Regions from separate parts of the Mus musculus genome. Here all the other regions are linked to region 3. The links are chromatin loops, found by intact Hi-C in ENCODE. Cell type or tissue: left cerebral cortex. All regions are shown on one strand.

Region 1 (8,000 bases), 390 kb after region 3:
CGTGCCCCGCCATCTCCGGACAAGTGTCTCTTTGAGCAGCTCACTCTCAAGTAGGAGGAATCCTCACCTCCAAGGGGCTCCCTCCTCTGCTCTGCACCAAGTGGCCTCAGGACCTCCAGGTGAACTGAAAGCCACTAGGAAGTCAATACCTTTCAAGTGTGTGTCTAACAAACCTAGGCTGGCAAAGTCTGCCGTGAAAGCTGGGCAATCAAAGGCTGGGATAGAGCTGACTCACTTTAGCTCAACCAAAGACCTGCCATTCTCATGAAACCTCCTCAGAGTTCCATCGTTCCCCCGACAATTCCATGGAGTCCCCCTCCCCCAGCAGCCCTGGCTTCCACAAGAGTGGGAGCCGGCCGGTTGAGTGACGTTCTCACCCCTCATCAAAAAAGCTTCTGTTTGCAGGAGATGGAGGCTACTACAGAGACCCAAGCCGGTCAATGATCACAGTATCCATCACCAGCTAACAAACCTCTAACACAGCCTGTTCTGAGACCAGGGGACATCATAGAAGAAGGGTCAGAGAGACTGTAAAGGCCAGAGGACCAGGACATTGGCTGGAGGCTGTCTTCCATGTAGGAACAGAAAGCTCTACCTAAGACATCTCAACAGTATGGTCACCTAAACAAAGCCCTGCATAGTGATCACATAGTTGACAGTCAAGGTGGATGGAGAAAATCTCACATGGCTTTCCCCTGGATGAAGAGCTACAGAGAGCTTAGAAAGGAAAACCAGTCAAGGCCAGGTCCTCGGAGGGGTTGTGTACTCCCAAGAGAGCAGCTGTAACTATTTACCCAGAACAACAACTGAACGGACTCCGGGGTGTGTGTTGGGAGAGAAACAATAATAATTATATAGAAGAATAGGTCATGAGGCCAACAAGGGGAGAAGGAGGGTGGAAATTATGTAAATACAGTACTTGTGGAATTCTGAAAAACAAACTCAGGACTTTGTGAGCATCCATTATAGCTCAGCCTGAGGGGCTGGGTGCACTTTAGGGAAAGAAGGAGGCTAGCGATTGCAGTGCACAGAGGCTAGCCCAACCACGGCACGAGTGTGCAAGGAGGACTGTCGTGGAAGAAGACAAAGGAGGTTCGGTCTGTCGCCAGGACTTGCTTTTTCCCTCTGTAGGACACAGTCTCTCCATTCTGCTAGTGCTAGAAGCCTGTTGTCCACAGACAGCTCCCCTAAGTGGCGTTGCTGGAGTCCTCACCACAGCCATCATCACTGGACCACACAGTCTGGCACATGACCCACTCACTCCAGGGCACTCCAGGGGCAAGTGCATAAACTAGGTCATTCTGAATTTCCCCTCCAGTTTTGCTGTGTAACCCAAGGACTGAAGGACATTCATTCTTGTCTTCAAATGACACCATCTCAGACTTCCCGAGGAAAGATCTGGCCAGATAACAGATCCCACAGCAGTGGGGATCTCAGAGGAAAGGGGCTCGAAGAGAATCACTTGGAATCCTGAATCCAGCTCTACCTGCAGTAGTTTCCACCCATCCATATGCTGCGGTTGCAAAGAGCCAATACATCTTCTTTTATCCCATACAGTGTTTTGAAATGTGTTTCTCTTGGTGCCAACATGAGTATTAACAAAGGCAAGGTGTGGGCTGGAGAGATAGCGTGGGTCGTTAAGAGCACAGACTGCTCTGCTCTTGCACAAGACCCACACTGGGTGGCTCACAATCACCTATAACTGGAGGATCCAACGCCTCTGACCTCTGCTGGCACTACGCATGCACGTGCGTGCACACGTGCGTGCACACACGCACTTAAAAAAAAAAATAAAAATCTTCTACTGGGCACAGTGGCACATGACTTTAATCCCAGCACTCAGGAGGCAGAGGCTTGTGGATCTCCGAGAGTTCAAGGCCAGCCTGGTCTACAATGTAGTTCCAGGACAGCCAATGCTATACAGAGAAACCCTGTCTCAAAAAACAAAACAAAACACCCCCCCCCCCAAAAAAAAACCTTTAGGGATAAAAAAGAAGATGCATTAGAAAATGGAGCAAGGTTAAACAGGAGGGTGGTGGCTGAGGACCCCAAGGTCAGGCTGAATCATCTGCTTCTTAAATCCTTTCTGGGACTGGTTGGCCACAGGTGGAAGACAAAGGAGTAAAGGGGTGGGGGTGGGGGAGACAATGGAGGGCGCAACAAAGAGAAACAATGTAAGAACAGGAGAGAGTAAGCAGGGAGAGAAGACGCTGGAACAAAAGGAGAAACAACCAGGGGCCCTCCCTTCTCTGGGCTCCATCTGTTCTTCCCATACCCCTGAGCAGGGCCAGCTAAACTACACAACCCAGTACAGAATCAAAACGCAAGGTCCCGTGTTCAAACCTCACAGGTTTCAAACAGGATGGCATAGACCTGTGATCCCAGCACGGTACAGATATTTTTTGTTGTTGGTGGTGGTGTTTTTATTTGTTTGTTTGTTTGTTTGTTTGTTTATTATAAGTACACTGTAGCTGTCTTCAGACACACCAGAAGAGGGCATCAGATCCCATTACAGATGGTTGTGAGCCACCATGTGGTTGACTGGGATTTGAACTCAAGACCTCTGAAGAGCAGCCAGCGCTCTTAACCGCTGAGCCACCTCTCCAGCCCATATACAGGTTACTGTAGGAAGATTGTGAGCTTGAGGTCACAGTAGGCTTCATCATGAGACAGTGTCCCAAGAAAACAATACTTATGATAACAAAGAATCCAAGGTGGTGATGGCACCGTATTAAACACAGGTGCCACTGCGGGACCCTGTGCAACTGCTCTGGTCACATGATCATGAAGCCTGCGCAGTCCTCAGAGAAAGATGAACTACTCCGATTTTCCAGGGTTCTGTGTCAGGTGTTCCAAGCACAGACGAACGTTATTCAATCTCACGAAGGGAGGCACAGTTCACTCCCCAGCCCAGCCCAGCAGCTCTGAGAAGCCCTGCTGCAGAAAGAGAATTCATTTCACTTCATTGAAACCAACACTTCTCAGATTTGTTTGACCACAGTAATATCGTTTAATCTAGTTCTCCGTACTGAGGCCCCCACATGAGCACTGTGGAAAACACTCCAGTTGTGAGGTTTCTGGAGCCAGAAGGGGCAGTAGCCATCATTCACAGCTCTCTCTCCCCTGAGGTCTGTCAGCAAATCCACTCTGCTTGGCCTCCACGATGACACTGGCCTCTTTGTGCCCCCTTTGATGGGGGCAGAGGACTGGGAGGGACAGGGGACAACGTGGCTGAGGCTGCACAAACCGAGGAGTTCCAGAAGATGGGACATCAAGTCTCCTGGACACCCCTACACCCAGGCACAGACAAACCTTTGTTTAACCTGATACGCTCCAATTTCTTTCCTCCTCACCAGCTTCTAACAGATCCAGGGAGGGGGCTTTGGTGTCAAGTGCTGGAGAGGGATTCCTTAGTTACCGTGGTGGTAGAACGTGTGACTCTCTTAGATTTTATCTAAGATAGACAATGTATCCCACAGAAGTTCTGTCAGAACCAGGAGTAGCATTTAATCAGAACCAGGGAGTACCCAGAATGCTTATCTAGCTTTTAGTTTTGCTAAGAAGAACAAAGCTTAATGCAAATAAAATAAAATAAAATAAAATAAAATCCTGGAGCAGTGTTTTCCTTTCTTTCCGAACTGGGGCATTTTGCATAAACGCCCAGTGTTGACTCCCTCTCCCTCCTCCAGCTTCAATGTATTAGACAAGTCACTGTATTCTTTCTGTACCTTTACTTTCTCACCTGTAAAATGGGAGAGTTGACAGAAACAAAGACTCCTCTGGAAGTAAGAAAATGCGTAAAGGGCAGGGGAGCTGACTTAGCAGTTGAGTGATTGATTACTCTTCTTGCAGAGGACTCGAGTTTGGTTCCCAGCATCGACCTATGACTTTAGCTCTGGACTCCTCAGGCATCTGGGCTTATGTATGTGTGAGAGGCCGCACTGCGAGCACACACACACACACACACACACACACACTTTAAAATAAAAGTAAATTCTAAAAGAAAGACAAAGAAAATGTGTGAAAACGCCATCTGAAAACTGAGCCCTGACAGTGCTGTAATCCCAGTACTTGAGGCGTGAAAGCAAAAGATTCAGGAGGTGTTAGTCCAGTAGTCCAGCCTGGGCTGCACAAAATCCTGTGTAAAAAGCCAAAGGCCAAACCGAATGAACAATAACAAAACCCCAAGAGCCACATTTCCAGCAAGACGTGAACAAATGCTTTCAAAATCATAAAGAACAAAGACTGTGAAAGTACTGGGCAGGAGTCCACTCCGCTGTCTCCGTTTTGGAAACATATCTAGGGTCCTAAAGGAACAGCGTCTAACGTGCCTCTCAGAGTGCACTGCTGACACCTGCTGGCATATACTGGTATTACAAGGGTGCTAAGCTTGGAAATCCCTTTTTGTGATGAACAGGAGAAAACTGGACCGATTTTCATGCACATTGTGTTCCTCGGGACCAGGAATTTGGACATCACCGGGACCTTGTGGAAATGTACATATAGTCTCTGCGTTCTAATGAGACCTTCCCTGGAGCTCTCAGAGCAGACTCTAGTAATCTGTGACTTTTAAGTTGGGTGGTACAATGGTGAATTCTTATCATGCCAGCACTTGGGAAGCAGAGGTAGGAGGGCCACAAGTTCAAGGCCAGTCAAGGAAACAAATGGATATATGACCTCAAAAATAAACGTTTAAGAAAGAAAGAACAGACAAATCTTCTAGCTGGAAATGGTGGCATAGGAGGATCAGGAATTGGATGTTCAAGGCCAACCTCAGCTACTTAGCAAACCTAAGGCCAGCCTGGACTACATGACAGCTATGTCTCTAAAATAGATGTGTTTGGACTACAGAAAGTGACTAGGTGTGGAAAGAAGAAGGTACATCACAGAAAGGATTTCAAGACCTCTCAAAGGGTTCTACTGTGCCGGCCCAAGCCCTTTGGTACATACTTTCCAGGTACACAGAGTCAGGCTCTCCCTGGCCCAAGCCCTTTGGTACATACTTTCCAGGTACACAGAGTCTAGCTCTCCTCTCCCACATACACTGTTTCTCTTTGTTAAAACCCTATTTCCTACTTACTCTACTGAACACATTTTTCCTCTCACAGGGAAAATGTACAGGTTCACAAGGAAATGATGAGGAAGCAGGCCTCCCCATCACAGAGCATCCGCCTCACCCTCAGGACTTTTCGTTCTGAAGTGGCTCTAAGCAATCCTTTATTCACATAGCAGTGAACTTTGAGTTGTTCAAGCAAAACATTACACAAATGAAGTTTATCAGTTGAATTCAGTGGTACGTTACAGAAGAAAAATATAAGCTGCGCCACAAGTTCTCAAACAGAACAGGAAATCAGGCCATCAGGGAATCCAGGAAGCTGGTGTTTCCAGGACAACACCTTTAGAGCAAAAAAACATTTAGCCTTTCTTGGGTAGCCAATCCAAGCATCTATTTGCCTCAGCTTGAGTAGACTTCAGATCTCAGCTCTTCTCCCTGGAGACTAGTGGATCTCCCGAAGAAAACAGATCTGCTACAACTAAAAATGAAGAAAAGGATGACAGGGCAAGGGTATCAACGACCAAATACTGGCAAGTAATGATGTGAGGGAGGAAGGATTGTACTAGCTCATGGCTCGAGAGTGAGCACCATGGTGGCAGGAAAGCTGCCGCTGTGAGGCCAGGCCCATGGGAGAGGAGTGTGAACCTGCTTCCTCACATGTCAATCATCAGGAGGCACAGAGATAGAGAACCCATAAGCCTTGACCGTATGACCATATGACCCTGTAGCCATATCTCTGCCAACTAAGCCCCATGTCAGAAAGAAAGGAAGAAAGAAAGAAAGAAAGAAAGAAAGAAAGAAAGAAAGAAAGAGAGAAAAAAGAAAGAAAGAAAGAAAGAAAGAAAGAAAGAAAGAAAGAAAGAAAGAAAGAAAGAAAGAAAGAAGAAAGGAAAGGAAAGGAAAGGAAAGGAAAGGAAAGGAAAGGAAAGGAAAGGAAAGGAAAGGAAAGGAAAGGAAAGGAAAGGGAAAAAAGGTTTTACAACTTCCCGGAACAGTATCCCTAGCTGAGGACCAAATGTTGGAGCACAGGAGCCTATAGGAGACTTTTCACATCCAAAACATATGGCAGCAGGCAAAACCAAGAGCTGTGCATCCCTGCACTGCGAGGGGGACGTGCATCATAGTACTGACAGATGACAATGCCAATAACATGGGTACTCTAAAACTATGTTTTTACTGTTCCTAGAGGTAACTGCTTACACAGGGTATCCAATGGGTCACCAGTCAGAGAGACCTTGGCCATCTTTGGTTCTTTATACCATTGCATCAGATTAAAACAGATAATTACATAGTTGAAAGGACCTCTACCCTCCTGAGGGTAGCTCCTCTGACGTCTCCTTCCCCATCTGATACTCTGATGTCTACCGGCCACATCCTACAATTGATGGGGGACTTATGGTTACCTTTCTAAAATAAGAGATAAGAGGAGAGATGGTGCAGCTCTGGGAAGTGCCGTCACCAGAGCTACGTAAGAGTCTTAGGAAAACAAAACGGAGGAATAAATAGCCGCTGTCTCATAGCAACGCTGAGCTGAACAATGCTCAGGGTGTATTTTGGTTAGAAAACCGTGCCTACAAAAAAAAAAAAAAAAAAAAAAAAAAAAGACTGATGAAATTAGCTACTTCCCATTAATTATGGCTGATAGCGTTGGTCCAGAGCTAGGAGAAAGGAGCTTCAACCAGGCAACTTATCTGCTTCCTGGAATTCTGCAAGGACTGGCCGGTGTCCTTGGAAAAGCTAAAGTGAGTGAACCTGGGCTTCAGGGTTCTGTGAGGTTTGGCAGCTGCCTCTCCAGCCTGTTTTCTTATGTTCTGTGTACTGTTCGCAGCTACACTTAACAGCTCATGTTCCTAACAGCACGGAGGAATCTGGGATGGGTCTTCCCAGCCCCACACAGACATGTCAGCACAGAGCTAATGCACTCACCAGACCTGCTGGAAAGCTAAAGTATATCTAAAGTATATCTCTGCCCCAAACTCTTCTACACAATGCAGGCACATCTGCTTCGCTGCTGGGGGAATCAGACACACAAACAGTCCAAGTACCTAGTAGATATTCATGTCTTGGACTCCTGTTTCAGCTCTAAATTCAGAGTGGATTTTGCACTCTAAGCTGTAACTTGTCTTTCTATGCTTTTTATTTGTATTTTCTTTTAAAAAATATGTATCTTTTTATTTTCAGCTGATGGGATTTGGTTCTTGCCTGTCACCAAGTTGTTTCTAGAAGGTCAACCTGAATCATTATCATCCTTGGTCTCAAGGGCCCTCCGGATGCCCCACCCATGTGTATATTGTTAAATAAGAAGCTAACATTTGGGCTGGTGGAGAGATGGCTCAGCAGTTAAGAGCACTGGCTGCTCTTCCAGAGGTCCTGAGTTCAAATCCCAGCAACTACATGGTGCCTCACAACCATCTGTAATAGGATCTGGTGCCCTCTTATGGTGTGTGCCTGAAGACAGCTGCAGTGTACTCATAAAAATATATATTAAAAATTTTTTTAAAAAGGAAGCTAATGTTTTCTCTCAAACTCTGAGGGCCACATTGTCTCTTGGGAAGTGGTAGGTGCGGATGGTACCATCTGGCGAGATCACTCACTGCAAGCCAAAGGAACTGCAGTTCCCCATCTTGGCTCGGACACTCAGTTCAGAAGGCACTAAGCCAGGAAGTAAGCCAGGAAGTAAACCTGGTTAGCTTTGTACTCATTACTTTTCTTATTACTCAAAAAAAAAAAAAAACAACCCACAAACCCCCCAAAAAACAAAACTAAACAAACAAACAAACCAACCCCCGATAAAAGCAGTTTACGTTAAGCATTTACGTCAGTTTGGTTCGGGAAGTCGCAGCACTAGGACCCTGAGACAAGTGGTCACCTTGTCTCCACAGTCGCCAAGCACTGCAGAATGAATGCTGGTGTTCAGCTCGCTGTTTCCTTTATACTGAGTGGG
Region 2 (8,000 bases), 410 kb after region 3:
TCTCTGAATCGAATTGCTAAACAAACCCAGTAACAGAAGCAAGTCTAAGGTCAAGCAAGCCACAGCAATGCTGTAACCATGGGAAGAAATCACAAGAGTTCAATGGCCACTGGATTCACACCAGCAGAGCCAAGAAAGCGTCCTCTGATGGTGATGGTGATGGTGATGGTGATGGTGATGGTGATGGATGGTGATGGATGGTGATGGTGATGGTGATGGTGATGGTGATGGTGATGGTGATGGTGGTGATGGTGATGGTGATGGTGATGGTGATGGTGGTGGTGGTGGTGGTGATGGTGATGGTGATGGTGATGGTGATGGTGATGGTGATGGTGATGGTGGTGGTGGTGGTGGTGGTGGTGATGGTGATGGTGATGGTGATGGTGATGGTGATGGTGATGGTGACAGCTACCCCTGGAAGGTGTCAGCTCTGTATCATGACTGGGCAAGTGTGTTAGCTAAATATGCCAAAGAAAACTCCAGGCGCTGCCCAGTGTTCTTCCTTGGCCGTTAGAGGCTTGAAAGGAAAACAGCGTATTTCTGGAGCGGGACACAGTTGTGGTGCAAGTCAAAACACAGTCCTGACTGAACACAAGGCTTACAAAACCCTCCCGCGAGCCAGGCTCACGAGCATCTCGGTCGTCCCAGTAACCACTGGGTAGGTAGATGCTTTGGTGTTTTCCACTTTGTAGACAGATCAACAGAGGCTCGCAGGGGCAAAGCTGGCGCTCAATTTCATCTGCCCGATAGAGAATAAGATGTTTTATTTTTAATTATTTATTTTATGTATATGAGTAGTAGACTGTAGCTGTCTTCAGACACACCAGAGGAGGGCATTGGATCCCATTACAGATAGTTGTGAGCCACCATGTGGTTGCTGGGACTTGAACTCAGGACCTCTGGAAGAGCAGTCAGTGCTCTTAACCGCTGAGCCATCTCTCCAGCCCGGAATAAGACATTTTAACCACTGGCTTCCCCTGTGGCATGTCTGTCTCCTGTGGTATGCGACAGGTACCAGACACTGCCTTGCTGCAGATGGCACACAGAAAACAAAGCCCATTATCTTACACAGAGCAGTGCTGAGGCTCCATTTCATACAAGGCACTGTCAGCTTCTGCAGAGAATAAGAAATGGTGGAGACACACAACTGTCCTTACCGGAAGGTAAAGAAGGCTATCAGTGGCCGGGAGAGGCTTCAGTGGTTAAAGTACTTGCCATCTGAACGTGAGGACCAGGGTTTGGATCACAGAAACTGACATCTCAGCAGCAACCAGCACTGCAAGACAGAGACAGGGAACCAATCCTTCAGCAAGCACACTGGCATGCTAGCATATGACTGAGACCTTACCTCAGCAAATAAAGTGGAAGGGCCATTGAGGACACTGACATCAACTTCAGACTTGCACATGCTCATGGGTGATCACATACATGAAACAGACATGCACACATGTACACACACATACATGAAGCAGACATGCGCACATGTACACACACACACACACACACACACACACACACACACACTGGAAGAAACAAAAGAAAGGCATATCACTCTTACCTTGTTTTAAATTCCTACAAACAGCCAGGCATGAAGATCAGGTGACAGAGTGCATACATGAATGCTTGCATAAATGAAGTGTGGACTTCAATCCCTGACACCGCATAAACTGGGTTTGGTGTTACACCTATATTCCCAACCCTTAGGAAGATCATAAATTCAAGGTCATCCTTAGCTACACAGGAAGTTCAAGGCCAGCCTGGGTCACTGAGACCCTGTCCAATTTATTTATTTATTTTTCCTTTTTAAAGGCTCCTGTTTTCAATGCTGTGGAAATTCCCCATTCCAATCCACCCAGAACTCTGAATCAGCTCAACCATCTGGAATATTCCTTTACAGCCGGTATCTCATCCTCTCCTTTTGCCCACCCCAGCCATGGAAAGTGGTGCAGGGACCCCATACACCAGGTGTGCTAGTGCGTGCCTATAATCCCAGCACTGGGGTGTGCAGCAGACAGGAAGATCAGAAGGTCAGGGTTGTCCTCCTCATCTACACAGCAAGCTCGAGGGCAACCTGGGGTGCATGAGACTCTGCCTTAAACAAACAAGGAAACAGAGCAGAGAAAACAGCAAAGAATCAGGGAACGACGGCAATTCACAGACCGAGCGAGGAAAGCGGAGGCTTCAGTGCATGCCAACATGGGCAGAAGAGACCAAGGCTGGCCACAGCCCAGCTCCATGCTTCAATTTAAGAAGTACACAACCTCCCTGCAAAGTGCAAAGACATACATAAGAAGGAGAGGGTCAGGCTGGAGAGATGACTCAGCGGTTAAGAGCACTGACTGCTGCTCTTCCAGAGGTCCTGAGTTCAATTCCCAGTAACCACATGGTGGCTCAGAATCATCTGCAAAGAGATCCAATGCCCTCTGACCTCTTCTGGAGTGTCTGAAGACAGTCACTCTGTACTCACATATATAAATAAATAAATCTTGTGGGGGAGAAGGGGGAGGAGGGGGTAGGAGGAGGGGGAGGGTCAGACTTGATTGGAAGAGAAATGTTTTGTCTGACTTGTGGGTATCAGGGTTCCACACTCAGCTTATTTGTGGTCATTTACACAGACTGACATAAACTACTGTTTTATTTTCTCAAAGTAGATTTGATAGGTAATTAAGAAGCTCCAGGTCGGCTAGGCATGGTGGCACACACCTTTAATCCCAGCACGCAGGACAGCCAGAGCTGTTACTCAGAGAACACCCCTGTTTCCCCCACCCCGGCCCCCCACAAAAAGCTCCAGTTCCATAATTGCCACATTTAAGCTTTCAATTTTCCATTTCCCGAAAACATAACCTTTTGACTAAGACACATGAGATCACACGATGGAACATGAAAGATTTAGGAGGTTTGGGCCTAATATCGTCTGGAAGATTTTACAGCTGTGACCATGAATCCATCTTGTTAGTATCTGAGACGCTGAGAAGGGAAGCCAGGCTCGCAGGTCGGAGTCCGGCAGTTTGTCCCCACTGCACGTACGCACACACATGCACGCACGCACGCACAGACGGTACTTATGTTGAAGGCTTCAGCTGACCATTTGACTCGAGTTTGCATACACAATCATCTCAAATGCGAGGAAAAAAAGGAAGCAAACACCAGTGGTGTGGCCTGGCTCTTAGGTTCTCTAAAGCTCCCGTGGCACTACGGAGAGGTGGTGGGAAGTTTAGGGGTCGGGCTTATTGAGGAAGGTCACTGACAGAGCACATGCCTGTGAAGAAGTTTGCTCACTCACAGTGAAGACACTCAGGGCGGCCAATTTGGAGCATCACTGCAGGGCTGGGCATATAGGTCAGTTGGCGTGCTTGCGAGCATGAAGCCTTGAGCTGCATCCCTGGGAACGTTCTTACCACACAGCGAGGTGGGAGTAAAGCACTCCCTTCTTAAAGCATGGAGGCTGTATAGGAGCGGGCAAATGGGTTAAGAGTGGTGCCTACGGCCTTGCCAGATCTCACCACACACACACACACACACACACACACACACACACACACACACACACATCTAACAATCACAAAAATAATGCACGCATATAATAGGCATATATTAAATGTCAAGTGTGTGTCATTTTACACTTCAAAATGACTCAGTTGCATTTTGTCACATTTTATTACTCATCCAGGATAGACTACATTTCCTGTGAAAATTTTGTCACCAATAAGCTCCTGGTGAGAAAAGTTGACCGTTCCAGAAATCTGGTCGATGACTGAATAAACAGTTCAAGAAAATCCAGAGGCTCACAGCCTCACTGTTAGCAAGAAGATCTACCTGTTGGGTTGTTGTTGTTCTTGATGTTTTGTTTTGTTTACCAGGGTCTCACTATGTAGCTCTGGCTGGTCTGGAACTTGCTATATAAATCTGGCTCGCCTCTGTCACAGACAGGCCCTGCCTTTGCCTCTGTTTTTTTCCTATTGTAATGTAAAGACGGCAATCTCAGCAAGTGCTCCCTCTCTAAAGGAGCCCTCACAGCAATATACATTATACAGAGTCTTTATACAGAGTCTGGCTGTCCTGAAATGAAACTATGTAGACCAGGCTGGCCTTGAACTCAGAGATAGACCTGCCTCTGCCTCCTTGAGTCCTGGGATCAAAGGTGTGCGCCATCACACCCAGCAATGTTTTGTTGTTAGAGATTCAAGGTTCGCGGAAAGCACACATTTAGAGGCAGAGATCCAGGCTACTCATCTTTAAGATCCAACCCTAGGAAGGCTGGAGTGGAGGGGAGGAGTGACTGTCTCCATTGTGTCTTAGTGGATTCTGAAGGACCGATCAGCGAGTCTGGGCTCAAGACAACAGTGAAACCTTGCTGCCACCTGCTGGCCACTTAAGCCATCGTTCTGGGACCTTTGATGATCAGGAGCTAGCTTTTCTGGTATTTTGGATAGCTCATCTTTTCTCAGCACTTTTATGCTTGGCAGTTTATCTGAGCATTCTGGGTACCTGTCAATAAGAAGATGTGATTTCTTATGTCAAATCTGTATTATCATATTTGGTCTATAATCCTGGGAAAACCCAATAAAACCTGCTTTCATAAGGCAGTGGTTGAAGAAGGTGAGTATATACAAGTGTATTCCTGAAGTTCTAATGCCAGTGCATTCACCAACTGGGTGGCTTTGCCAAATTACTTCACTGTTCATAGCCTCCCTGTTCTCTGATTTAAAACAGAGCTGATCACCAGGTCTGCAGACACCAGGGACAACCTTTCAAACAGAAGGGAGGTGCTTGCTCAGTTGACTCTGTCCCCTGCCCATGAAGCTGTTCTCAGCTCCTGGGGATCCACCATCCATCTGGCAAGGGGGACACTGTGCCCCAAGGTACTCAGAGGCACTCCTGAGGAGCTGCCGGATTCCTGTCATTTCCCACAGTCCTTTGCTGATCCTCATATCCTCTCATCTTGATCACACTCTGAGGATGGGAGTCACCCCTGTTCATTGTATGCATGAATGTCTGTGTGTGTCAGAGAGAGAGAGAGAGAGAGAGAGAGAGAGAGAGAGAGAGAGAGAGAGAGAGATCGTCACTCAGTTTCTCTCTCCTGAACCCACACGTCATCCCTTTAAGGACACTAGTGTGTGAACATTATACTTGCTAAGTATATGACATAAAATCTGAAGGGTCCTTTTCAATGGTGCCTAAATGAACAGAAAGTGTTACCCTCCTAATGTCTGCTAGCTTAGCTTGCCACCCCACACACTTTGCTAAGCTTTGCTCCCAAACTATAGGTTTTGAGAAGAAAATTACTAACAGCCGAGCTTGCCCAGCAAGGCCATGCCTCTAAGCATTAAAATAAAAAGGATGTAAGACATAGAGATGTAATAAGACATTGATTGATTATTACAAATAAGAGAGAGAGAGAAAGGGAAGGAAGACTGGGACTTAGATGGCGTGTAGGCAGGCTGTGTCCTCCTGATTATGGTAAGAGGAAATGGAGGAAGGGTCACGGGGTCAGAGTTCACAGACTGTTCGCTCCACTCAGTCTGTGTCCACCCGCCTCGGGGCCTTGCAGCCTCATAAAACGAGTGGCCTCGCTCCTGCTCTACTGCTCTTATGGATCGTGGTGACATGGGTGGGAATTTCCCAACAGGCTCAGTTGATGGCGCTGTTTGGTAGGTCAAGTGTGGCCTTGCTTAGCCTGGAGAATACACAGACCCACCCACTTCCGATCTGCTCCCTTTAATTCTGTTTGCCACCAGGGATAAGAACTCTGAGCTTCTGCTCGCGCTTCCATGCCTACTATTGGCTGCTGCACCTCGATGCCGTGATGGACTCACACTCACACACACACACCCGAACCACAATCCAAAATAAGCTCCTTCCTCTATAAACTGCTTCTGGTGGGTCATGGTGCTTTATCCTAGCAAGGGAACAGTATCTAATATGTCAGGGTCATTTGCTTCTCACGTGGTTTTTTTTTTTTAAAGATTTATTTATTTATTTATTTTTTTGTCTATTTATTTAATGTATGCGGGTACACTGTCACTGTTTTCAGACACCAGAAGACAGCATCGGATGCCCATTACAGATGGTTGTGAGCCACCTTGCGGTTGCTGGGAATTGAACGCTCCAGCCCCTCTCACACAGTTGTTTCCAGGTTAGCAAACGCGGATGATAACCTACTTGAACTTGTTAGCAAGGCTTCCAAAGACATCTATTCTCAGGAACTTGGTCTTCTGTAAAGCATGTGAAATACAAATCAAAACAGCTAGCTCCTGGCCGGGCAGTGGTGGCGCATGCCTTTAATCCCAGCACTTGGGAAGCAGAGGCAGGTGGATTTCTGAGTTCGAGGCCAGCCTGGTCTACAGAGGGAGTTCCAGGACAGCCAAGGCTATACAGAGAAACCCTGTCTTGAAAACAAAACAAAACAACAACAACAAACTCAGCTAGCTCCCATTAATAAGGTATACATCCTAAGAGACTTTTTTTTCTATATATAAACATACGTGATAGTTTTACATGTAAACTAGGCACAGTAAGAGATTAACAAGATCCAAAAATAAAATAATTGTCACAATACACTGCAACAAAAATTATGTTATAAGAAAAATAAGATATGAGGTTATCTTTTAGGAATTTCCAATTAATATTTTCAAGCTTCAGATGACTGGAGTAATTGAAAACCAGAAAGTTAAAGCTTGGATGTGGAGACGACTACTGTCCATCACTGGGAGGACTACTGTCCATCACTGGGAGGACTACTGTCCATCACTGGGAGGGCCACTATCCATTATTGGGAGGGCCACTGTCCATCACTGAGAGGATCACTGTCCATTACTGGGAGGATCACTGTCCATCACTGGGGGATCACTGCCCATCACTGGGAAGATCACTGTCCATCACTGGGAGGATCACTGTCCATCACTGGGGGATCACTGCCCATCACTGGGAGGACCACTGTCCATCACTGGGAGGATCACTATCCATTACTGGGAGGATCACTGTCCATCACTGGGGGAATCACTGCCCATCACTGGGAGGATCATTGTCCATCACTGGGAGGACCACTGTCCATCACTGGGAGGATCACTATCCATTACTGGGAGGATCACTGTCCATCACTGGGGGATCACTGCCCATCACTGGGAGGATCATTGTCCATCAGTGGGAGGACCACTGTCCATCACTGGGAGGATCACTGTCCATTACTGGGAGGATCACTGTCCATCACTGGGGGATCACTGCCCATCACTGGGAGGATCACTGTCCATCACTGGGAGGACCACTGTCCATCACTGGGAGGATCACTATCCATTACTGGGAGGATCACTGTCCATCACTGGGGGATCACTGCCCATCACTGGGAGGATCATTGTCCATCACTGGGAGGACCACTGTCCATCACTGGGAGGATCACTGTCCATTACTGGGAGGATCACTGTCCATCACTGGGAGGATCACTGTCCATCACTGGGAGGGCTACTGTCCATCACTGGTAGCTTTTCCGCATGCCTCTCCTTACCTTTCTGTCACCGTGCTTTGTTCCATAAGGGCTGACCTCCATGAGTGTTTTCTGAGTCCTTTCCCTTGGGCTTCTCTGGGTTTGCCTAGTGAGAGGCAGTGAGAAGAAACCCGAGGAGGCAGGAGAGAGGTCAGTGTTTCTTTCCAGTGGCAGGGTCTGAGTCTTTCTCCTGGTTCCAGCAGGCAGGTCACACCCCTTCCTCCCCTGGCTGCCATGGTTTCTGGAGGCCTGCATCCATTAGCCTTGACCAGCTTTATGACTTCTTTGCAGAATTCAATCTGATGCCACCTTCACCATCTTGCTTGGACACTTTATCCTGTAGACCAACCAGAATTGTGATCACGCAAGGACAGTTCTGCCCATGGGCAAAGATTAGGAAGGGCCACAGACGTGTGCTCTAATTCCTCTGTCTTTGACTAATTGTTAATATTGCAAGCATGGGCAAATGAAGAAATTTAAGAGTGGGTCTGGAAAGAACCCGAGTTCCTTGCAGGCATTC
Region 3 (8,000 bases):
ACAGGGCTTTTGTTTTTTGTTTTTTTTTTCTTTGTGTGGCTAGCTTTATGTCAAATTGACACAAGATAGAGTCATCTGAGAGTAGGGGGAAATGCCACCATAAAATCCAGCTGTGGGGTATTTATTTAATTAGTGATTGACAGGGGTGGGCCCAGCCCATTGTGGGTGGTGCTATTCCTGATCCAGGGTTCTATAAGAAAGCAGGCTGAGCAAGCCAGTAAGCAGCATCCCTTCATGGCCTCTGCATCAGCTCCTGCCTCCAGGTTCCTGTTGTTTTGAGTCCCTGCCCTCACTTTCTTCTCCCTTCGATAGTGGACTATAACCTGGACGTATAAGCCAGATAAACCCTTTCCTCCCCAAACCACCTTGATTATGGTGTTTTATTACACAGGTAATAATATCACTTCTTGGCCTTTTGGCTAAGATCAAGTGTATTACACAGGTATTAATCCTACCTGAGACACTCTTCCATCTATTTTTCCCCTGTTTGGTCATTGTACTGGCTCGCTTTATGTCAGCCTGACACAAGCTAGAGTCTGTGAGGCAGTAGACCATGCTACTCCACTTGGTAAAGCTGAGTAGGTTCAGAAGCCTTGGCACCTCATACCAGAGGACAGTAGTTGCCTTACCTGCTCCCGCTGAGGCCCCTGTCACATGACCACGGCTTCCCATGGAGAGGAGCATCAGTCACATAGGGCCGGCAACCCAAGCCCCTCCACATGCAGATGAGTCAGCCCTGACATCTCAGACCAAGCCAATAGAAAGCATCTGCTGTCAGACCCCAACCCATCCCAAAATGTATCTAAGACCCTACCCAGAAGGAAGAAAGACGTGAGAATGACTCCATCTCAGATCATCTGAGAGCTTCTGTCATACAAGAGCTGTAGCACTTCCTGGGGAAGAGAGTTCTCTCCTGCCGGGTGGCTCCTAGCTTCTGTACCTCGCCTGCTCACCATCTTGGCAGTCAGAGCGGTGGTCACCATTCTGCTCCCTGCTCAAGTGCCAGCCAGTCAGCTGCTGTAGCAGTGTCTTGCAGCTCTAGAGTAGCCGCAGAAGATCTGACTCCCCTCTCCCCCTCAAAGACTGTAACTCCTTGAACACTCCAGTAAGGCCAGAGCCCCCAAGATCTCCAGTTACACTGGCAGAGAGGAAGGAGGCTCGATTGAGGCCTCTATAAGATCCACCTGTAAGGCATCTTCTTAATTAGTGGTTAACAAGGAGGCCCAGCCCATTGTATAGCTGAACTGGTGCTCCCAGGTTCTATAAGAAAGCAGGCTGAGCGAGCCATGGGGAGCAAGCCAGTAAGCAGCAGTCTTGCATGGCCTCTGCATCAGCTCCTGCCTCCGGGTTCCTGCTCTGTGTGAGTTCCCGTCCTGATTTCTTTAGTGGTGAACATCAATGTGGAAGTGTAAGCCAAATAAACCCTTTCCTCCTCAACTTGCTTTTTGGTCATGGTGTTTTGTCACAGCAGTAGAAACCATAACTACAACAGTAGTTTTGCTTCACTTGCCTGCCTGCTATAGGAACCCATGCGGCCCAGGCTGGCTTTAAACTCCTCCTACCTCCATCTCCCAAGTTTTTGGATTACAACTGGGCACCACCATGTCCGGCCCTCTGGACTGTTTTTGTTGTTGTTGTTGTTGTTTTGGTTTTGGGTTTTTTTCCTCTGAGGCTACTGGAGAAGCTGTTTCTCAGCACCTAAAGTGGAAAGAGCCTAGGGCCCAGGAACTGTGAGCTCTGTAAGACCTGGTGATGGTGAATTAGAGGCCAGGAAGCTTGGCTCAACACCCTACCTAATAAGTGATGAGAGGCAGGATGGTTTGGTGATGAGATTATTGCTGCCCTGGAAATGAAATTCTGTCCCAGGTACATACCCACTCACCTGCCATGTCTACTTCAGGGAGACGCCCCCACAGGAGCCCCAAACAGACTCCAATTCACAGACTCTTAATTTACAAAGTTCCAATATCACTTGCTGAAAGTGGTGCCTATGAAGTAATAACTTCATTGGCAAGATGTCATTTGTCAAAACTAGTAACACAAATATTGTTCCTCAAAATTGTCCCACAGCGAATGAATGACATTTCTAAAGTAGGTAACTTTACTAAAACTCCTGTATTTCCACTACTCCCAGAATAGGACACACACATATGAACTCACAACACACATGAACTCACAACATACAAATTCACAACACACACACAAATGAACTCACAACACACATATGAATTCACAACACACACACAAATGAACTCACAACACACATATGAGTTCACAACACACAACACAAATTTACAACATACATATACACACAAACTCACAATACCCACATTGTAGGAAGCCAACTCTAAGATGGCGCAGGTTTCTGGTGTGCCGTTGTCATAAACAACATCAGCGCAGGTGTAAACCAGAGATTGGCGCCAACCCCTCCCGAGCAGGTGCATGCTAATTAGGCATCGACAGACTGACCAATCCCAGGAGGACACGAAGCCTTTCCCTGTGCTGGGGTGCATATAAGCAGACCTCCCTGGGTTCCCGGGGTCCCCGTAGCAGCATCAAGGTGTTCCTGCAATAAAGGCTGTTGAGAAGAATCCGACCGTGTTGTGTCTTCCTTGCCGGCCGAGGTGGGCGCGACACCACATGAACTCACAGCACACACAGGAACTCACAACACACACTCACAAATGTATGCATCCGCTGGCTGAGCTCTCTTTCCCACACCACAGGCAGCATCTTTCACGTGAGGACGCCGATTCCCATGCCCCTCATCAGCATCTTTCATGTGAGGATGCCCGCTCCCATGCGGTCCATTAGCATCCACACCGTCCTCACCAGCTTGTCAGTTCTCTCTGGCGCTTGGTGCGGTCCATACCAGAGTCACAGCTTTTCTAAATGTGACAGCACCACGGTGAACTCTGGGTCAAAACTGGAGATGCAATTCCCCAGCGTCATCCAACCTCACCTCATGCGCCCCCTACTCCGTGCCCTTTCACCAAATCATCTTAAAGGATTCCTCTGCACACGCCAGTGGAGCCCACCCCTGACGGGCACCCAGCCCCGTCCTCAGCATCACCATCCTGTTCACTTACTTCACGGATGCAGCTAATTGCTCAATCTCGGGGCATAGGTCTACGTCTCCAATCCTTGGGGCGAGTGTTAGGACTGGAAATAGAGATGAGCAGACGCTACCCTGAGAGTTCCGTCGATGCGTGTGCTGTCAATCACCAGAGACTTGCTCCTCAATACTTATTTTATGTATATGGGTGCTTTGCCTGCAGATCTGTCTGTGCACCGTGTGCATGCTGTGCTTGAAGAACCCAGAATGTACCATCGTCCTCAGAACTGGAGTGACAGTCTATTGCCAACCACCAAGCCGGTGCTGGAAAACGAACCTGGGTCCTCTGGAAGAGCGTTGAGTGCTCCTAAACCCTGAGCCGTCTTCCCAGCACCTACCCTAAAGCTGAACCCTAGACAAGCCCAACTGCGCAGGTATGTGAGCCCAGACAGACGCTTCTTTAGAGTGAGAGGGAAAAAGGGAATTGCAGCCTGGATCCTTCCAAGTTCTAAATACGATGCGGCACTTCGTGGATCCATCACGAGGGGGCACCAGAGAGGCGTCCTCGCGCACAATTTGGAGGGACCTGCCTGAAGCCAACCGGGTTATGTTGGACCAAAGCAAAGGGGCAGGGGTGGGGAGAGGCAGAACACGATCCTCTCACTCCCTCCAAAATCAGGCAAATCCATGGTTCGTCCAGTTATAGCAGCAGCAGCCAACTCGTGAGGATCCCTAAAACTTCCTTACTGCATTAAAGCAAACACCAGTGCCGAGCACTTCGCTGCCAGGGTTTCAGTTAAACGATGGATTTTCGAGGGAAATTGAATCCAACTGGCACATTACAATCAACTGCATGCCTTTAAACACAGCGACGTTCCCATCTTAACCCAAAGCAAGAGGCTCCAGGACCACCTTGGGGGCGGGGGCAGATTCCCGCCAAAGTCTGATGCTTCTTGCTCTGTTGGCTCTCTCAGCACTGGACCCTCGCTGCCTAATTGCTAAGCTAGCTTCAGTTCTTCACCGGCAGAGAAATCTAGGACTATCCTACAGATCTCCACCAGGGGGCAGGCAGGGTTCACGTAGTTGTTTGGGAGAAAGGCTTCCCACGCAGCATGCTGTTATCCATCCTACACGGATAAACCCGTAAAAGAAACACTAACTTAGCCTTCTTAGAGACTAGAAATTCCCTTTGTTGTTTGAAAGAAGCCGGGTTCGCATATAACAGGCAGGTCCTGTTATAGCCAATGGAAGCACGTTCTGGTTTGATATGCGCATTTGCTGAGCGGTATTGTATCTCTGGGTGGTCTTCCTCCATCACTGCCGGCAAAAGCCTCCATTTCTTTGTGTGTGTGTGTTTTGGTTTGGTTTTGGTTTTTCGAAACAGGGTTTCTCTGTATAGCTCTGGCTGGCCTGGAACTCACTTTGTAGACCAGGCTGGCCTCGAACTCAGAAATCCACCTGCCTCTGCTTCCCGAGTGCTGGGATTAAAGGCGTGTGCCACCATGCCCGGCTAAGCTTCCATTTCTTACGAGCCCTTTTTCTCTCCTCTCATTTGAAGATAGGGGTATTGGGCACATGCATCGACTGGATAGTTGAAGAGAGATGAATGAAAGATGAGAACAAGGAGTTTTGAAATGCATGATATGGATGCCAGAGAGAGAGAGGGAGAGAGAGCGAGAGAGAGGAAGAGAGAGAGAGGGAGAGAGAGAGAGAGGGCTCCTTTGCGTTGTCAATATCAAAATGGTCAAATGTATTGGAACCCACTTCTTCAGCAAATGCTTAGGGACTTTATTGTGAAGAACACTCAAGAAAACTATTTATAAACACTAGGAAATATGTCTCAAGGGGATGTTTTATGGCTACAGGGTAATTTGAATCTGCTGAAGAAGGATGCCTTTTTGGGTACATTCTGAAGAATGCTAAAGAATAACTAAGCAGGGTTCCCATTGTTTTAATTATTACCAATTTTTATTTAACACAAGCAAAGAGTTATTAGTTACAAATTTAGGGAGTAAAATCAGAAAACATGGTAGATGTGGTGACTCGAACATACATAATTCTGGAAGTTGAGAAGCTGGGACAGGAGGATTGCCATGAGTTCAAGGTTAACCTGGGCTTCTACGTGAGACCTCATCCTGATAGATAGAGATAGATAGATAGATAGATAGATAGATGATAGATAGATGATAGATAGATAGATAGATAGATAGATAGATAGATAGATAGATACAGAAATACAATGTGGAATTAATCAGGGAAATAACAGAATTTCTGGGAATCTATATCCTTAAAATCCTTATTCCTCCCATCTCTTTTCTAGGCTAGAAAAGGATTTTTTTTTCTTCTAGTCCACTTTAAATTCTATGCCTGGGGCTTTTGATAAATTAAACTAACAAGACAGCTTGACAAGAGTTATATATAGACATGTGTAAGTTTTTCGTGGCAGAGGAGTGTTTGTAAGGAAACAGAGACCTCAAGAAATGGCTCAGCCTGGGTGGAGAATGGAAGCCAAGGGGAAGTGTGATGAGACAGATGGGTACGAGCTAAGGCTAGCCCCCCGAGAGCATCTTGGCGATGCCCATTTCTTCAGATTCCCCTTGGCATCCCTTCCTCTTAGGGGCCTGGCTGCTTGCCTGTCAGGTATGGTGGGCTGTGCCTATAATCACAACACTCCAGAGACTGAGGCAGGGAAAACTACCATGAGTCTGAGGCCAGTCTGGGTTACCAAGGACGAGCTTGTCTCAAAAACAAACAAACACAAACTGTTCCTCTCGCCTCTGCTCTCCATCTTCTTGTGCAGGGAGAGAGCCTTTCCTGTGAGCATCTTCCGACCTGCTTCAAAGGAAAAGGGGGGAAACAAGGAGCTTTTCCTGCACCTGTTTCCAGACCCTTCCGCTTAAGATACTCAGTGTGACAAGGCATCATATTTGGGGGTAGCATGGCCTGAAACCCACTGCCTCCTCAGGAAACACTGAGAGAAGGGGGTAGGACAGTGTGTGTGAGCAGGAGCGCCCTCTGGGGTGGGTACACAAGGGTCGTTTCATGTACTTATTTCTGCCGCCTATAGAAATCTTGACTCAGGAGCTGTGTTTATCCACAGTCACTATCTTGACTCATATTCTATAATAGATACTCAGTAAATGTTGCTAAGGTGCTAGCTTTTAAATTACTGGGGGGGGAAATACATTTCATAACCTTCAGCTCCATTCCACGGTGGGAAAGAATTGGATTTTCCATCGGTCGTTGATAGGGAACTAGTATCCACAGCTCTCCTTCCAGACTGGAATGTCCCGGAAGGTTTTAAGCACGGAGATACTCTGACAAAACATCTATACACCGTGGTTCTCCATTGTGCAGTTACCAGCAGCAGAAATGCTGAGGACATACCCACATGAAGCCGGGTATGGATGCATGCCTACAGTCCCAGCCCTTAGCAATGCAAGGGGGTGGATGCAAGTTCAAGGCCAGTCATGGGTAGAAAGACCTGACCCATCCCAAAATGCACAATGCATAAGCACACAGTCCCGTGCATGTGGTTGAGTTTCTATTAAACAATAAAACAGAATAGAAGATGATGGAATTAAAAATGATACGGTGAGATCTCAATTTTGGACACATCTATATTCTGCTTTGATACCTGCACAGATCTGGCTTGGCCTGACAAATGCCCTGTGCCTGGCACCCATGGAAAGAGCCCTGGTGTACACCTGAAAATTTCAAACTCTTCAGCTACACTAAGGGGACCCCAGATTCTTCTCTACCCCGGTTCCTAACTTTCTATCCTGGCCACAGGCAGGACCATTTCATTGAGCTCTGGAGGAAGCGCTTCCCCATGGTTTTTCTGCTTGGCCCAAGTTCACCTCTTAACCTTGCAGAGTTTCTCTGGCTCCTCTCAGACATTTCTCTGCTGACCTTGCCCAGGCTTCGGTCTCACAAGGTCCTCATTCAGTCACACACAAAGGCAAGCATTCTTAGTCATCAGCTCTGGTTTGGATGCCACCACCCCCCACCCCCACACACACCCAAAATTCATGTTGACACGTCCCCTTGCCCTCATGAATACACTAGTGCTACAAAAGTGGTGGAGGGAACCAGCAGGGGCTTGTGTGCTCTTCCATCCCCCTGCCAAGAGAGGACATGATGTTCACACTGTTGTATGGTTTGAATAAGAAACACCCACAAACACATCTGTGAGACATTTGGTCCTCCAGCTGGTGGTGCTAAGTTTGGAGGCAGTAGAAACTTTAGGAGGCAAGGCCTCCCTGGAGGAAGTAGGTCATAGGTGGATATGACAGTGATGCGCCTTTGTAAGTCATGCCTGGGTCCCATGGCTTCACCTCTTTCTGCTTTCCACCTACCATGAGGTGACAGTGTCTTCTTTCACTGACCATGAAGTTCTGCTCCACCAAGCACTGTGGACAAAAATCTGAGAATGCAGGAAACAAATCAAGTCACTCCTCCTCCTAGGCTGTTTCTATTGGGTATTCTGTTGGAGCAAGAGGAAAGTATCTAATATCCACCTAGTCCACCATGTATGGAGACAGCTGGAAGACCACAGCCCGTGATGGCCAGCATCTTGATCTTGGAGTTCTCCACCTCTAGAACTACGGTAAATTATCTTCTCCAGTACTTTGTTTCAGCAGTGTAAGTGGACTAAGACACCTGTGCAGTTTGGGTGTGAAATGGCTCCTGTGTTCACTGCCCTGATCTGCAGGGTGCGGCTACTGGGAGGTGCTGAGGACGTTTAGAACCTAAGGGTCACTACAAAGTCCTTAGGTCCTTGAGGACATGTCCTCTAAAGGGATTCAGGGACACTATTCATCCTTTCTCTGGCTCCTGCCTCTGAATGTGGAGTGTTTGCTCCTGAAGTGGTTTAATATGCTTGGCCCTTGGGAAGTGGCACTATTAGGAGGTGTGGCCTTGTTAGAATAGGTGTGGCCTTGTT

The links. A loop is a pair of places that touch in the nucleus more often than their neighbours do. Peaks named below come from ENCODE experiments on the same cell type or tissue, not always from the same donor. Only the 100,000 strongest peaks of a DNase experiment are listed, where the experiment ranks them.
Region 1: a loop joins it to region 3, with 4 times the contacts of the local background. A loop is called at or near these places in 15 of 42 quality-filtered maps.
Region 2: a loop joins it to region 3, with 14 times the contacts of the local background. A loop is called at or near these places in 28 of 42 quality-filtered maps.

What each region holds. Positions count from the first base shown.
Region 1 is chr16:90,163,522-90,171,521 of GRCm38, forward strand. It overlaps the pseudogene Gm7307. Among named protein-coding and RNA genes, the nearest start is that of Gm10789, 25 kb to the left of the region's middle. In left cerebral cortex, a CTCF peak has its summit at 4,365 (motif pointing left); DNase peaks (open chromatin) are centred at 4,361, 6,535 and 6,844; H3K27ac peaks cover 1,352 bases.
Region 2 is chr16:90,182,052-90,190,051 of GRCm38, forward strand. No RefSeq gene overlaps it. Among named protein-coding and RNA genes, the nearest start is that of Gm35714, 18 kb to the right of the region's middle. In left cerebral cortex, CTCF peaks have their summits at 4,371 (motif pointing left) and 5,630; DNase peaks (open chromatin) are centred at 3,667, 4,346 and 5,615.
Region 3 is chr16:89,770,391-89,778,390 of GRCm38, forward strand. No RefSeq gene overlaps it. Among named protein-coding and RNA genes, the nearest start is that of Gm52239, 20 kb to the right of the region's middle. In left cerebral cortex, CTCF peaks have their summits at 3,577 (motif pointing right) and 4,120 (motif pointing right); DNase peaks (open chromatin) are centred at 3,631, 4,106, 5,546 and 7,255; H3K4me3 peaks cover 724 bases; H3K27ac peaks cover 728 bases.